2 separate regions of the Mus musculus genome follow, and region 1 is linked to region 2. Evidence: chromatin contacts called from ENCODE Hi-C or POLR2A ChIA-PET data. All regions are on one chromosome and are shown on one strand. Each heading gives the region's core, a stretch centred on a gene start or an enhancer-like site at or near the end of the contact. The rest is flanking DNA. Distances are from core to core; before and after follow the strand shown.

Region 1 (2,700 bases), core at 163-2,662, 34 kb before region 2:
ACCTTGGTATATAAGGCTCCAGAAAAGTCTCTTTCCCTATTCTTGTAATGCTAATTGCAAGAAAAGAAAAAAAGAAACCTAGGAAAGAGCTTTACTAATCTCCCTATTTGTAACCAGGAAAAACAAGGAAGCAAGCGGGTGTTTTGGAAAGCAAATCCGGTTGAACCCTCATTCAACCCCAATTCTCCAAACCCACATGACCATTCCTTTCTGCCCTTCCCACCCTATTAAAAGCTAAGCGCCTGGCAATTAAAATTGGCTGCAACTGATACTGCTTAACTCTGCTGCCCTTCCACAGGGGGGAAAGGGAAACCCCCAAACCCTCTATCACCCGTGCAGCTCCACTGCCCTATCTTCCCCCCTTCCTTTCAAACTTTCCTCCGGGTCTCTCACTTTCTACGTTACCCCGGCACATCGCCACTCTCTCCATCCGCCAAGCCCCGCTTCTCTTCTCCTCTTCCACCCCAATTCTCCCCTTAGGCCCTTCCGCTTCCAATTTGAACACTTTGAAAAACCTCCCTCCGGCACACGTCTCAAGTCCAATCCAACCCCCCCCCCCAACCCCCGCCACCTCCCACGTCCTCACCACGGCGCTCACGGGAGTCCAGCCCTCCCTGCAGCCACATGCCACCAGCCCCCGTCCCCTCCACACCCTCAACCTCTCCCTCCGGCTCCTACCCCTTCCCCAGCGCTGGCTCGCAGCCCCGCTCCCCACCTCGGCCTCTTTACTGCCCCTGGCCTGGGCCAGCCTGGGCCCTTGTTTACGCCCCTCCCCAGGCTCGCACTCCTGCGCCCCGACCCCTGCCCTCTCCCACAGTTGCCATCTCCCCTGCACGCCCCCCTCGGCCGCTCCCCTTCCCCCACCTCGCAGCGTCCCGTCACCTCCCTCTCCGGAGGTTCTCCGGGCTGGACGTCGCCACCGCCTCCCCCTTCCACTTTCCTTCCCCAAGCCCTTGGCGGCCCCGCCCGGCCCCGCCCCGTCCCACTCGACTCCCCCTCCCCACGCCGGCCGGCCGCCCCGCCGCCTCACTCTCGGCTCAGCCTCGGCGCCGCCATGTTGGATCCATCCGCGCCGCTCTCCGGGGCCTGCGCCTCACGGAGCCGCATCCGGGCTCCAGCCGCCGCCGCCTCCGCCGCCGCCGCCGCCGCCGCGGGCGTGGGGGAGGGGAGGGCCGGGCGGGGGTGGCTGCATCCTGCACAGCGCCTCCCGGAACCTGGCCGGTTAGTGTCGGCTTCGAGACCATAACGAGGCATGAGCGGAGGAGCCATACTAGGTGAGGGCAGCCTGGCAGCGGCATTAAGCGGGGAGTGGGTAGCTTCACGTCGGCAAGAGAGGCTGGAGACTGGCAGCCATCTTGCTTAGGGGCAAGCTGGCAACGCAGGGTTCTCCTAACGGCGGCGGCGGGGAGGTTCTAAGAAGCGGAGAGAGAACGTATTTGAAGGTGGAAGCCTTGGTGGCGCCCGAGCTGGCTGGTATCGGGCTCGAAGGCCCTCGGGAGAGAGGGGCTGGCAGCCATGATACGTAAGGGCGGAATCGGCCGGGGGTCGGACTGCCCGGTGAACTGAGGTGAAAGGTCACGATCTGGAGTTCACCTTTGCCTTGAACTTCCTGTCACTCTGACGTTCTGAAACCCGAACCTCGCAGCCGCGCTTCTCACCCTCTCTCGGAATTCATCCCTTCAGTGTTTTCCTTTTGAGCTCCCATTTTCCTATGGAAAAGTCGCCTCAGCTGACGGGTGAAGGACGGCTGAGAATTGAATTGGGGGTGGGATGGGCTCGAGTATGTTCTGGAGCTGCCGAGAGCCTGCTGTGGCTAAAGGAAGAGGTAATACAAAGGGCTTTGAGATAGGGAGCTATGACTCAAGACCTTGCAAATTTATTTTATCCTAAGGGCAGTCGAAGAGGCTTTGAAGGGTCTAAACAGAGGTGTGAACAGTTAGTTATATTTGTATTGTAGAGAGATCACAGCTTGCCAGCTCTGGGCATGTTAGTGCCAGCCTGAAGCCTGAGGCAGGAGGATTACTTGAGCCCTGGAGATGGAGACCAATTTGGACTTAATTTAAGCGAAGAAGACCGCAAGGATGTTAGAGCACTGTAGAAGAATGCGTTCTTAGCACGGTTAGGCCTGACGTTCGGTCCCTGGGGAGTGGAGCTGGGTAGGGAGAGAGATCAATTATGAAGCTAAAGAAGAGACAGTGGCGATGTGTAGGTAGGAAGGCATGTGTTGGATAAGGAAATATGAGTGTCCTGACTTGAATAACTGGGTTACGTTATTTTTAGTTTCAAGAGATCTGCGGGATATCTTTTAGGCAAGTATATATGAATTAGTGTGGTTTGAAACCAAGAAAGTTGAAAGTGTGCTTGCGCATGTCTGGATATTCTTGGAGCCATAAGAGAGAAAAATGGCCTAAAGAGGAGGATGTGTGCATTCGAGGAGTGAGATGAGGGAAGGAAGCAGAAAATAGGACAGCGAGGAGGCACAGACAGGAAGCCAGACAGAGAAAAGTATCAAGGAAACTTGTTACAAGTATCAAGAGTAAGCGATTAGGTAAGATGTGGACTAAAATGTGTGGTTCGGAATGTGGAAGAAATGAAGGTCACTAGGTAAACTTGGAGAAAGTTGTTACATAGAGGTATAGGGTAACAACCAGATCCAAGTGGAAAGATACAATGTGTAAAAAGTTTTGTGGCTACTCACAC
Region 2 (2,700 bases), core at 120-2,619:
GTCCTCAGCCCTTAAAACTATATTTGAGTGTTTGTTTTTTCACCTAGAGGACTGGAGATACAGCTCAAGATTTAAGCGCACTTGCTACTCTTGCAGAGGATCAGTCTTCAGTTCTCAGCACCCACATGGAAGTCATGTCTGTAACTCTGGTTCCAGGGCATCTGTTGCCCTTTACATGCCTCTACTGGCACTGCATGCACATGGTACCTTACATACATGCTGGTAAAACACTCACATGACATACAAATATATAAATTTAAATTGAAGTTGAAGGGGCACACATGCCACGGCATAGGTATGTAAGTCAGAGGACAGCATGTCTTGTTTTTCTTTCTTTCTTTCCTTCTTTCTCTTTTTTTGGGTAGGGGGTTGTTTTGGTTTTGAGGGGTTTTTTGTTTGTTTGTTTTTTGGGATTTTTTTGTTTTTGTTTTTGTTTTGAGACAGGGCTTCTCTGTGTAGCCCTAGCTGTTCTGGAACTCACTCTGTAGACCAGGCTGGCTCTCAAACTCAGAGATCTGCCAGCCCTCTGTCTCCTGAGGGCTGAGATTAAAGATGTGTGACACCACCATCTTGGAATTTGTTCTCTTTGTAGACTCAAACTCACCAAGGTTAAAACTCTAGAGTCCTCTGCCTCCCAAATGCTGGGATCGAAAGTGTGCAATCACAGCAGCTGTGGCATATGGAGTTTGTTCGTTTTAAATTGAGTTGCAGCAATCTTCTGATCTTGACCCCTAAGCTCTGGGATAACACATGTGGGCCACCAAGCTTATTGAGGTTTCTTGGTTTCAAACGAATTTAGAAATTACCCAACCAGCACTTGGGAGACAGAGGCAGGCAGATCTGTGAGTCGGAGGCCAGCCTGGTCTAATAAAAAAACAACAAATTACCAGATGACTTGCCATAGGCTTAGAATAGGCATTCAGTGACTGTTAGTCATTTGGGTGAATTCATCTAAGAAGAAATCGTTTCTATATACTTAATATATAGCACACAAAAGATATTCAGTAACTCTTTGGAAAAAAAAGTTTTATCTTTAGGATGGTTTTAAAACCTAAACAGATTAATTTTGAAGTAAGCAATAGCTCCGGGCCATTTTGTATGTGTTAGAGGCAAGTCTGTGGTATATAGGACCCAATGTCCTTTAAAAAACAAACAAGCTTACATACTTCCTAATTCAGTTGTGTTAATTATTCAGGACAGGGATGGAAAGTAAGGAAGTCACTCTGGAGAACAAAGACGTTAAATTGCGCATCTTAGGAGATAGGACTTTGAAGACAGTCTAGAAAAACCTGAAATTCAAACAACTTTGCTGGTTTGGGAAGGTCTTGAGTTTTTCCCAAGATTGCTTCTGAGCATGAACGGAAGTCGTTCTCTGAGCAGGCTCCGGTGATTTAATGATAGGTGGACAGAGTAGCCCGCCTCCATTCTGTTCTTCCGGACGCTCACACCCGTAGGTCAATTTTATTTCCTTACAATAAATAAATAAAAATCGAATGCATTCAGGGTCCGCTTTAAAGCCATCCAACGCCTCCTCTTCCCACAGTAAAGATGGCGACGCCGTGAGTAAGTGACAAGCAACTGCACTTCCGCAGTTTTCCTGCTCCCTGGTCCAAGATGGCGGACGAGGCCACTCGGCGGGTCGTGTCTGAGATCCCGGTGCTGAAGACCAACGCCGGACCCCGAGATCGGGAATTGTGGGTGCAGCGACTAAAGGAGGAATATCAGTCCCTGATCCGGGTCAGTTTTACTCCTGTGCTTGACCGCGTAGCAGAGGGGTGGCGAGTAACCAGGTGTCCCCGGGAATTGGCTCCGGGTGGAAGCCGCTTCCGGTTTTAAAGTTTAAATTCTAAATTCATATAAATGCGATTGTTTGGGGGGCTGGGGGCGTTACGGGTGGCCGGAGGGAGGATGCAGAAGAGATTCCGGCTAGGAGCACAGTAGGGCTAGACTTTGAAGGAAAAAACAGCAGTATTCCGGGAAGGTGACGTGTCCCTCTCGCACCAGGTGCTTGCTCTGCTGGCTGTGGTAGGGGGTCAAAGTACTTCTTAGCGCCTGAAGAAGTGTCTGTGCATCACTGCTCTTTCATTCTTCATGATGAAATGGATGGAATTAATGTCAGGACTGAAAACCTAAAGTGTTTAGAGGTAGAGAGAGAGATGTTTTTAGTTATAAATTAGCCATCCTTTCAGCTAATTCCTGTTATGGGAAGAGAAAGATTGCCCTCCTTTTGGTGCTTTCTATCTGCTTCAAAACCCAGTAGATCGCTTGCAGTATATGTGGCCTCACTGAGAAACTGGCGAGTGCTTGCGTAGCATGCAAGATGTCCTTGGGTTCCATCTCTGGCACCTCATAAATTGATGAGGCTCATATGTTCTCTGTACCCAGGATGTGGAGCCAGGATTGGAAGCTCGGGTCGTTTTTTAGACTGCATAATGAATTCAAAGCCAGTCTGGACTATAGGAGACCCTGCCTCAAACCACAACAATAAAACATATTATTGTGTTACTAGTATCTATTGAGAGTATATAAAACCGAATAAGAATGGCCCTACTGAGGTTGACAGAAACAGTATTAAACTGTGTTTAAGTGGAGAGACAGAGACATAACTAGGGTATTTTGAGAACATGGGGAGGAAGGAGTAAGGTGTAGCGAGGATTCTGGAATTTTGGTTTCTTTAAAACAGAAGCATAAGAATATGTT

What was found. A loop is a pair of places that touch in the nucleus more often than their neighbours do. ChIA-PET counts read pairs that join two places held with the same protein, here RNA polymerase II (POLR2A).
Region 1: a loop to region 2 is called in a map of left cerebral cortex, with 7 times the contacts of the local background. The contact joins the promoter of Dedd here to the promoter of Ufc1 in region 2. A Hi-C loop is called at or near these places in 12 of 37 maps with a recorded cell type or tissue (T-helper 17 cell, gastrocnemius, heart and 1 more). POLR2A ChIA-PET finds 5 or more read pairs at or near these places in 4 of 5 experiments (Patski and embryonic stem cell).

The regions. Positions count from the first base shown.
Region 1 is chr1:171,327,857-171,330,556 of GRCm38, reverse strand. Dedd (death effector domain-containing) reads right to left here and starts at 1,412. Exons shown (of 6, transcript NM_001128609.1): 1 at 1,031-1,412.
Region 2 is chr1:171,293,671-171,296,370 of GRCm38, reverse strand. It overlaps Ufc1 (ubiquitin-fold modifier conjugating enzyme 1), which reads left to right and starts at 1,369. Exons shown (of 7, transcript NM_025388.3): 1 at 1,369-1,450; 2 at 1,544-1,737. The coding sequence starts at 1,615.